Regions from separate parts of the Mus musculus genome. Here region 1 is linked to region 2. Evidence: chromatin contacts called from ENCODE Hi-C or POLR2A ChIA-PET data. All regions are on one chromosome and are shown on one strand. Each heading gives the region's core, a stretch centred on a gene start or an enhancer-like site at or near the end of the contact. The rest is flanking DNA. Distances are from core to core; before and after follow the strand shown. Region 1 overlaps Samd4 (sterile alpha motif domain containing 4). Region 2 holds the start of Samd4 (sterile alpha motif domain containing 4).

The links. A loop is a pair of places that touch in the nucleus more often than their neighbours do. ChIA-PET counts read pairs that join two places held with the same protein, here RNA polymerase II (POLR2A).
Region 1: POLR2A ChIA-PET joins it to region 2 with 15 read pairs in Patski. The contact joins the enhancer-like site here to the promoter of Samd4 in region 2. A Hi-C loop is called at or near these places in 2 of 37 maps with a recorded cell type or tissue (T-helper 17 cell and mouse embryonic stem cell). POLR2A ChIA-PET finds 5 or more read pairs at or near these places in 1 of 5 experiments (Patski).

What each region holds. Positions count from the first base shown.
Region 1 is chr14:47,061,923-47,067,044 of GRCm38, reverse strand. Samd4 (sterile alpha motif domain containing 4) reads right to left here. Exons shown (of 13, transcript NM_001037221.2): 5 at 2,716-2,825; 6 at 571-657. Among named protein-coding and RNA genes, the nearest start is that of Gm10371, 52 kb to the left of the region's middle. Within about 2 kb of position 1,829, at least 1 of the 3 ENCODE cell types and tissues checked has a DNase peak (open chromatin) inside an H3K27ac peak, as active enhancers do.
Region 2 is chr14:46,881,034-46,886,329 of GRCm38, reverse strand. It overlaps Samd4 (sterile alpha motif domain containing 4), which reads right to left and starts at 3,365. Exons shown (of 13, transcript NM_001037221.2): 1 at 3,162-3,365; 2 at 1,314-1,931. The coding sequence starts at 1,509. It overlaps Gm34934 (a long non-coding RNA gene), which reads left to right and starts at 3,531. Exons shown (of 2, transcript XR_383407.3): 1 at 3,531-4,590; 2 at 5,159-5,296.

The DNA.
Region 1 (5,122 bases), core at 580-3,079, 180 kb before region 2:
TTTGGCGTTACACATTTTTGTAGTGGTTCCTGTCTGAGTCATGGAGATAGATCCTGTGCTTAAGCTGAACTCTAAAGCCAACTCTATCTGTGCCAATACTTTCTATCCCCCGTGAAACCTATAGTGAACCCGTGGATGTTTGCCCCTCCTGGATTTCTTTCTTCAATCCAGACATGGGCGCTAGAGAGCAGGCATAGGCACATCAGCACTTCATGCGCTGTTCTGTGACTGCTGTTACTGTGCGTAGGACAACTTACCAGACTCTGTGGTTGCCTCCAAGACTGAGGTGATGGACAGAGCAGAGCGAGCACTGGCTTCTGAAGCTCATCCAAGGCAAACCCAGTAGCTCACCAGCAGCTCGAACCCAGAGGACTTAATTCATTATAGCATCAGGATCCAAGGAAGCATGGGTGACCAGGAACCTTCACATTGGTCATTTCCCTTTCTCTGACAGACAGGGAAGTCACATGGCACCCTATGTTCTAGTAAGTGACACTCTAAACTGTGTTCCTTTAGTCTGTGTTCCCACAAGGAAGGTGGAAATGTGTCCTGGGCCCATTGCTCACTTACCCTTTCCAAAGACTTCAGGAGGTTCTGTCTTTCTTTGAGCTTCTGAATACTGATTACAATTTTGTGTCTTGCGCCTTTGGTAACATTCTGTAATCAGATGCAACAATATATTAGAACATAACATATTCAGGAATCAGCTTAGAGGCTCTCAGAGGCTGGGCTCTACTTAGTCTTTTGTTCCTACATGTTCACAGACAGGCCAGGATACATTTCTCTCTTGTTGCTACCACTGACTCAAAACCCTTTTTAGTCAATATACTAACTCCGTCTGGCTACCAGTTTGCCCATGACCTTTAAGACAGAGAGCCACATAACAGCCAATTATCCCACCCAGTGTGAGATGTCTTCACTTTCACCATGTTAAATGACCTTTTTGGTTTTGTTCAGGACACTCCTGTCTTCAGGTTGTCTTACTTCAGTCCCTCTTGGTTTCTCTGGAGACTGCAGTATTGTTGTTTTTTGCTTTCTTGGGGCAAAGGACGTGAAGCCCAGTACCGCCCATGTGCACCAACCACCACACAGGGGAATTCTGTTCCTTTACGACCATCCTTTTCCTTTCCATTATGAAAAGTGGAATTTACTTCACTCTAGGTAAGCATGCAGAGTTGTGGATTTTTTATTTTAAACTGGCCACAGCAGTCAGGGGGAGGGGGGGACTTCCTTAGAATCTTGTGGATTGTAGTCGCTACACACTTCCCAGTAAAAAGGGTCCCTTTTTTCTAAGCAGGTCTCTAATGCAGCGTTCTGGCCATCTCTGTTCCCTGGCAACCATTCTAGAGTTTCTCCTTCACTAGTGAAGGGCAGAGGGTGGCAGGGGCATCTCTGCCCTTGCAAGCACTGGGGATATATTTCTGTTTTGCTGTACTTTTCGGATCCAGTGAATTCAATTATTTTGTAAAAGTTTGGGTCAGGCTCTAGCGCTACCATCCTTGGCAGGACTTTCTCTCTCTTTTTAAAAATCTGAACAACTGATGAGTTGGCTTTTTCTCTCAACTTTGACCTAAACACAGATTGCTCTTTCAAATAGTTCCTGTCAAACCCTGGGGTCCGAGGCAGCAGCTGAGATCCAAGCAGTGGTGGGAGAAATGTTAGGAAGTTGAAATTAGTGCCTTTCATTCTCTGAGAGTGTGCAGTGACTCTGGGCTTTGTCTTGTTCTCAGTCCTGGTATTTAGCCAGGCCTACAGAAGGGGATCTGAGGGCACTGAATAAGTACAGGAAAAGCAGAGGTCAGTGGGGAGCCATGTGGCAGCCAGGCCCTGCCCCACATGCTCCAATCTCTCCTTCCTGTGCAACGAATATTAACTCATTTAGACCACCGGTTTCTTCGAATTGTCGCTCAAAGGAAACTGGGGTCAATTTGAAAAAAAAATGCAAATAGCATTTTAAACAAGAGAAACAAAAACACACATTAGATCTGTTGGCCAGAGCCTGGCATGGCAGAAATGGTTTCTGGGGTGCTGTTGATGGGTGTTTGCCCTCAGATTTTGTGGGGAGAGACTTAAGAAGGAAGGGGAGATTCTGTTCTTTTATGACTTCAGAAGGGAAATAAATTCTAAGGCCTGGATAACTTAGCCGCCCTCACTGGCCCATGCCATTTGGGGTGGTCAGAAGAATGTATTTTAAACAGTTTACTCTGATCTCAACTAAGACAGTGTGAGTGATTTTGGAAGAGTGTCCCGGAGTGGCTAGTGTTTCCTCTGGCTGGTCCAGTTAGAAGTTAGTGGATGTGTGACCAGACTGGATAAAGAGACGAGGAATCTGTCCCTATCCAAACAAGTCTTGGCTTGGTGGAGGAAAGAGAAGAGCCAGGGGAAAGCTCTTGGGAACACTTATGTGATACCACACCTGGCAGTACCACAGGGTCTTCCTTAGCACCCAGAGTTTGAAGGTACACTTGGCTCTGTCTTTTCCTAACTTCCTCTCCCTTGCCTTGGCCCGTGACTGCCTGCTGGTCTTTATCTTCCACTGAACTGCCAAGGCAAGAAACTAGTTTACTCACCGTGGGACACCAGCCAGCACCAGGCAGCTCCTAGATCCGGGCAAGCTATGGAGTGGATAAGGTCTGTTTCTGCATCTAAGACAAGGTCTGTCTGATGCTGAACCTCAAGACCTTGTCTCAGGGAAGGGGCCCCTCAGGCACATACCTGAGCCTCCAGTTGACACTCAGTGAGGGCCATCATTTCCTCATAAGTCATCTGCGAGAAGAGCGCAGCGTACTTGTGCAGGCGGAGGCTTTTTAACCAAGCTGGAACATCTATGGTGCAAGATGCGCAAGAGATGGAAGGAGAAATGAAAGGGGCAAGAAGGGATGATGAAAGATGGGAGGGCAGAGAGGGGGAAGGGCGATGGCCAGAGGGAAAAAAAGAAAAAGTTATTACTTAACTTAGGTAGCAACTGATGGCTCACAGATTAGGGCTAACCTTGGCAACCCCACTGGGCCCTAAAGTTTACCTAGACCAGGCATTGCTAACTTGGGGTTTAAGTATTTCAGGAGAAACAGGAATTCCCTAGAATACTTGTGTGTGTGTGTGTGTGTGTGTGTGTGTGTGTGTGTGTGTCTAGTTTTCTACAGTTCCTTTAAAGGTATCAAAGGAATTCATCACAATAAAGTAAAACACAAAGAGCCTCTGCTTTAGCTGGGCCAACTTACTGTTGTCTTGGGAAGAACTGACTTAGAAAATGCCCAAAGTAGATACAATAGTCTGTGCCCTCAAGACACTATTTTTCTTTTTTTGAAACTTAGTATAAATCTCCGAAAGCTATATCAGCTACTTCTAGAAGCTAGAACCATATGCAGTAGTTGTACTCCATAACTTCCCTGCCTGGTGTTTCTTTCACCTTCCCTGGCCCCCTGTGGGATAAAGGGCATCCTGGACTACCAGTATTACCACTGTTGTGGGATAGCTGCCAGTCATTTCTCCATAAGAAACATCACAACACGGAGGACCCAAACCTTGCCTAGATCCCAGGATAAAGGAAATGCCAAGGTACAACTGAAACAAACCCCAGGCATGGTGTTTTAGAGTTCAGAAAATTACTGGACTGAAGAGCTACTGAATCATTACTTTGCTAATTGCAACTAAAATAAATCATTTACCCAAAGTCTCAAGTCAGAATTTTTGAGCTGATAAGACCTGAGATCATCTTTCCCTAACCCTACTCACCATACAGATGGCAGCGTTGTGCCATTAAGTCTAGATCACAGAGAAAGAATGTGGTCAAGTGGGGTCTAGAACTCAGGTCCTTCTGCAGCCCAGCTCTTAGCTACATTGCAGCAAGGACTACAGAGATCACCAGCCATAGAGCTAAGTAAATAGAGATTGAGAGTATTTTGAGATTCCAAGGTACTGGGTAAGTATCATTCATACTTTCTATAGGGCATCATCATATTGCTAATCATATTGGTCACAAGATTATAAAGTGGTTTACTCTGAGGCACTGATGAGCCGGCCACACACATTCAAATATAGGTGGGAACTTCGGGTTTTCCAATGTTTAAAGTAGATAGCCAGGACTGATGGAAGACAGTTTGCCTCCCAGGAAAACCAAACCCAGGAAAACCAAACCCAGGCTCAGGGAGTGTGGACAGGGTTGGTCTCCTTAAAAAAAAAAAAAAAAAAAGTCAGGCATAGCAGGTGATCATTGGCCTGCTGCTGAGTGATCTTGTGCAGAGCAAAGATGGAAGATTTCTGGGAATTAGAACTGAACATTCAGTTAAGGACAGACACCAACCATCGTTTCAGGCTAGAAATTACTCCATTCTTTGCTTGGAAGGTCTTCAATCTACTGTGACAAAAGAGATTCCCTCTGGGACCATCATTAAATAAACTCAGGCAAGGCTTTTCCAGGTACACAGTGCTAACTCTTACCATAATTTTCAGCACAAACCACCTCTGGATCACCATTTCTGGACATGCTAGCCCGTAGTCTGGTACTTTTCCTGATATAATGTCCTGGAGCCCTTTTACCAGACTTCACTCTCTGTCAGTTATTTGTTTTTGTGGAAACAGTGGTAACACTTATACAGAGAAGGGTAACCATAGGTTGACATCGGTAGCCAGGTTAACTACAGCTCTGGTGTTCTGATCACTTGGTCACCAGGTTTTGTGTTTGCCATTCATATCTTTTTTTCTTTCTTTCTTCTTTTCTTTTCTTTCTTTCTTTTCTTTTCTCTTTTCTTTTCTTTTCTTTTCTTTTCTCTTCTTTCTTTCTTCCTTTCTCTCTCTCTTTCTTCCTTTCTCTCTCTTTCCTCTCCCTTTCTTTCTTTTTTTCTCTTTCTTTCTCTCTCTCTCTTTTTCTCTCTCTCTTTCCTTCCTTCCTTTCTTTTCTTTCCTTCCTTCCTTTCTTTTCTTTCCTTCCTTCCTTTCTTTTCTTTCCTTCCTTTCTTTCTTTCTTTCTTTCTTTCTTTCTTTTCTTTCTTTCTTTCTTTTGAGACAGGGTTTCTCTGTATAGCCCTGGCTGTCCTGGAACTCACTCTGTAGACCAGGTTGGCCTCGATCTCAGAAATCCGCCTGCCTCTGCCTCCCAAGTGCTGGGATTAAAGGCATGGCC
Region 2 (5,296 bases), core at 2,116-4,615:
GGGGCCCAGCCACTGTGCCCTTCTGAGTAGCTGGCCTGGGCTGCCTGGCTGGGGCTCAGTGGAGTCCCCTCAGCATGACCCTCCATACTTGGCTGCTCAGGATCCTTTGGACGCAGTCAGGAAAAAGCCTGCAGGATTTCTAGTTCCATTTGTACCCTAGGAGTCTATATAAGGAAACATCCCATTCTGGTGTGTCCGCATCATAAGCGCTGTATCAGGCTGGAGGAATGAGGAAGCCACGGGCCCTCCTCTGCTGTCCTGAAGGCTCACTCACTTCAGCAGCCTCCAGTCCCCACTGTCCTGGACTGGACCTTGTCAACAAATGGCAACCCAGCCCTTGGGAGTCTTGCAGACTCACAGCTAACATGGAACAGCTGGAAGAGGAGCCTGCCTTCTTTACTCTGCATAAACACTGGGGGCTCTGTTCACCCTCTCGCAGCAGCAAGAACCAAAGAATTTCCCTGCCTCCCCCGCAACAAATCGCCAGGTTCTCCCACATCGCCCCCCCCATCTCCAGTCTCCCCTTACAATTTGAGTCTGTCACCACCCATAATGGCAGATGTCAAACCGCTGGAAACGTTCCCACTGTATTTACTTTCTGTAGTGGTTGCTTTGACTATAAATACTAAAAGGTTACTAATAAACAATTTCTTAAAGTTTCCTAACAAAAGCCACACGCTGTGGAGCCCAATCCATGCCTGGTCTTCCCACAAGATCTCTTATCAATGCGGACAACGTCATGACCAGTAAGTGTAGCCACATCACAGCCATGCTGCAAATGTCATTTTAACAGTCTATAGCGTCACCTACATATTATTCGGAAGACAAACCTCTAAAACAGTGCTATCCGTGGGGGTTGAAGGAGAATGAATAATAAAATTGCATTTTCAGGTATTCTTACAGCCTGTCTGAGCTCAGTGACTGAAGGGGCAGTCCTGAGCTTCCTGGTGTATTGCTGAAAGCCAGCGAGCCACGTTACCCGAAAGGGGGGGGGGGGGTGGCAGAAAATCCAGACTCTACGTGACCTGACTTACTTATTTCCAAGGAAAGCGCAGGAGAGAAAAATCAATCATTCATGCTACCGTAGCTACAACACGGAATGGACTAAGGAGTTCACAATGGTCAAAGCCCCAAAGCGGACAGGGGAAGTGAAGAAGGGTCGGGTCCGACGCAGATGCTCAGAGCCCCGGGGCCAGTGAGGACCAGGTCCCCGCGGGTGGAGGCCGGGGGGGGGGGGGCGGGGGCGGAGCCCGGGCTGGAGGCGGGGAGACTGGATTCCCGGGGAGCCGCGGGATCCACGGCCGCGCACTTACCCGGGCTGTTGGCCTCTCCTTCCAGGACGTGCAGCTCGGCGCAGTCGGCCAGCGAGTGCTCCAGGCAGAGCTGAAGGAAGCGGGCCTGGGTCTGGCTTACGCGCTTGAGCAGCGACAGCAGTGCAACAGTCTGCTCGCACTCGTTCCAGCCCTTAAACCAGCCCGCCAGCACCCCGACCTGGTCGCGAAACATCATGGTTAGGGGGCCGCCCTCCGTCTACGAAGCCCCTTGGCGCTCCTGCCCGCCCCAAAGTTTGGCGGAGCCGCAGCCCCGTGGCCTCCCGAGACACGTTCTGGTTCCAAGGTCTCCGGTGCCCGGGCGCTGCAGGTACTGACTCTGCTCCTGCCTTGCTCTCCTCTCTCTATCGGTTCAGTTACGTTCTGGTGGTTCTGGTTGATTCTCCAGAGACGATGACAGACAGTAGCGCGGAGATATTTTAAAAAAAAAAAATAGCGATTAAAAATGTAAATCCCTCGCAAGGCACAAAACTGAATGAAGATCGCTCCTTCCCCTTTTCTCGTAGCTTCAGGATGGTGATTTCCGGCGTCCTGGGGTCTCCTCCCCGCTGGGCGGCAGCTCGGACCCTTCACACCCGCATTCCCAAGCGGCAATCACTACTGAAAGGACAGAAAAAGCTGCAGTGAGACCTCGGCACGCGGACTGGAGCGTCTAGGGGGATCCGGGAGTGAGAGGGAGCTCGGTAGGGGGTGTGTGGAAGCCAAGGCTGGGGGAAGGGGTGTCCCGCGAAGGGAAGTCCCCTAAATTCCAGCCGGCCTCTCCACACTCGGATGCGCGAGCTGAGCTATTGCACACTTCCTTCCCAGGTGCGGGAGGAGACCCCGCGGCTTCCTGTTGCTGCGGCTGTGACCCGCAAGTGCTCCCTGCACACCCCACCCGGAGTGGCCTCTGGGGCTGTGTCTGCGAACGCCAGCACCAGCAACAGATCCTCCCCGCGCTGAAAACTTGCAATGCGGCTGTGAAGGGGCGCGGGGGTGGGGTGGGGGCTAATGCAAAGCAGAGGCGGTGTCAGAGGCAACCAGGGTTCCAGCCTCCTCCTCCTCCTCCTCCTCCTCCTCCTCCTCCTCCTCCTCCTCCTCCTCCTCCTCCCCCTCCTCCTCCTCCTCCCTCCTCCTCCTATTCCTTCCCTCCTATTCCTTCCCTCCCTCCTCCCTCCTCCTCCTCCTCCCGGAGAAGCAGCCGTACGGCTGCAGCTCCATCTACAGCAACAGCCAGCATCTCCGCCGCCAGGCTCCCCTCTGGATTTAGGCCGTGAGCAGCCGCAGCGACAGCTCGAGACAAAAATAAACTCTCCCTATCCAAAGCTCGGCGCGGCTCAGTCAGAGCCCTCACTCCCCAGCGCCGCGCCAGCCCACCCGGGAGGTTTCCCTGGGCCTGCTTGACCCACGACCATCAGATGTGTGTGCGCGCGCGTGTGATTTAGGCATCCTGCCCCCGGTCCCCGCCGCCGCCTGCGGGCCGGAGTGTCCTCGCCCTCCGGTCCCAGGCCCAAGGCGATGCGGTTGGGGGCGCACGCCTTACGCAGGGACCGCGGGAGCCCGTATCACGGCTTTCCCAGGCGGCAGGGCGGACCCCGAGGGAAATGCAGATTCCTCCCTTCCGCACACGCCCCCCAAGGACCTCAAAGAAGAAAAGTTAGGTTTAGGGGCTCTATCGTCCCATCTCAGCTCCCGTGGCGAGGCGAGCAGAGACTAAGCGCCGGACCCTCTGGGGGCCGCTCGCTTCCAGCATCTGACACCCAGAACTTCTGGGTAGAAGAGCGAAGCCCCCGGGAAAGGGTCGGAGGAACCACTGGGTGCCTCGCCCGGGACAGCAGAAGGGACGCTCACCTCCACGCAGCTCATCCCTGCGGCTCGGGGCCCTGCGCGCGGGTCCGGGGCCGTAGCAGCAATCAGTGGGGTTGGGGGCGCTCGGAGCGCGGGCTGCGGGCCATGCCGTCGGGGCTGGCGGCGCGCGGAGAGGGCAGCGCTGCGGGTTCGGGGCGCTATCGCTGCCGCCACTGCTGCCTCCAGTGTCGGCTCGCGAAGGACTGAGCCGCCCGGAGCTCCCCACATGCTACTGATTAACATACACCATTACATCATGGGCTTGGCAGGGAGCGCCCGAGCGGGGGGAGAGGAACCCGGGCGGCGGCGGCGGCACGCGGGGGAGTCGGGGGAGGGGGGGAGGATCCCCGGGCCCGGCGGGCGGCGGGTTGGGGGGAGGGACGGATTCCTAAGCCCGGGCCATAGAGGAGGAGGGAGCCAAGTGGGAGGAGCGGAAGAGCGCAGATTGGAAGATCTGCGTAGAGAAACACAGAAGTTTGGGGAAGGGGAGGGGTCCGGGTGAATTCCTCTCGGCTGCCACCCGCGTGTTCTACAACGGCCAGGGCACCGGAGCCTCCGGAGCTGGGACAGGAGTGAATCCCAACGGAGCTGGACTGGAGCGAGAACGGTGCTGCCACCCGCCGCTCGCCCTTGGGAATGTGGCTCCCCAGGTCCAGTGACCCTTTGGCCTGGGACCTGTGGGTGGCTGACTGGTCCCGTGGGTGACTGACTGGTGTAGACCGTAAACACCCGGAGTCACTGTCTCTGGGGGCTTGGACGGATTCCTGGGGTCTGGGACGCATGAAGTAGCAGAGGGCGGCGAAGGGCACAACGCGCAGGGCTAGATGTGTCTGGCCGCGGTGCTCCACGAGGCCCTTGTCTAGGAGAAGCAAGCAGAGCCTGGTCGATCACCCTCAGCCCAAGTCCGGCGCTGGATGCCCTTTATTTTTGCAGTCCTCCATACCCGCCTCAGGCCTCGCTTTCCCGAGAGGAGGAGGCGGACTTCGGGAGCCTGATCTCAAGCTATGCTTGGCGCGCGGCTGTGGCTTGTGGCCTGGAGCTGTGGCCCCAGGCGCCCTGGGCGACGGGGAGGCGTGGCGAGACCACCTGTCAGCACCACGGAGTTTGGGGGACGCGGCTTTCACCTGTGCCTGCAGAGGGCGGGGCCAGAGGCTGGGCCGGGATTTGTCGCTGGAAGCTCTAGGTCGCCTACTATAAAATGCTTGCATGGGTCAATTACCCAAAAGAAGGGTTGACTAAAAATACCCTAAAGCCTAGACATTTCTGCATCTTCTAATGCGAACGGTCACAAAGGGACTGGCCAAAATCCAGCCTGTTTCAGAAGAAACACCGAGCCTTCGAATTTGTTTTCCAGAGACTTGGGAGCATTTATAAACGAGAGCTGGAAAAGCAAACGTGGGTCTGCCCTGCTCTAGCTAGCACAGTTTTAAAGGTAAAGTGTCCAAGGCCTTATTCCTCCACCTTTCAGCTCCCACACTAGCATCTGGATTTCCAATCCTTTCTTCTACCCTGCTCCTCGGATTTCATGTCTGTCTCGTGTAGGTCCTGTCAGTGTGACAACACCTCCCATCTCTTAGGGTAGTGAAAGGGCTTGTGGGGAGGCACAATGTTTTGCCAATGTTTCCATCACAACCGAGTGTGTGAAGTTTTTAAAGTTCATTATTAACCACCTAGGGGAGGTATCCGCATAACTTGATGAATAGTTTGCTCTATTTAGGAAACACTAGTCCCGGAGTCAGTGTTTGACTTTTGATTTTTTTTTAAATTATTATTATCAAAGAAGCAGGACAGCTTTATAGAGTCCCCGCCCCCCCCCAACCCCCAGCTATTCCTTGGTAGTACTTCTGCCAGGAAATGGGGAAGACACTGAGAGATGGGACCACGCGGTGCTAACTCAGCCAAGGTTTTTAGACGTACCCCAATGGACTGTTGTTGTTATTGATAAAGAAAACCAAAGATACACCAATAACGTAATTATTGTCTTCTGCTACTTAAAACAGGGCTAGTAAGGCAGAGGGCCCAGGCAGACGGGAGTAAAGTTGCAAGCAAGGCGACGAAAGAAGATAGTGCCACCTACGGGAGAAGCGTGGTTCTGACGGCAGCCTTTGACCTAGGGACCAGTGTCATACTTAGTTCAT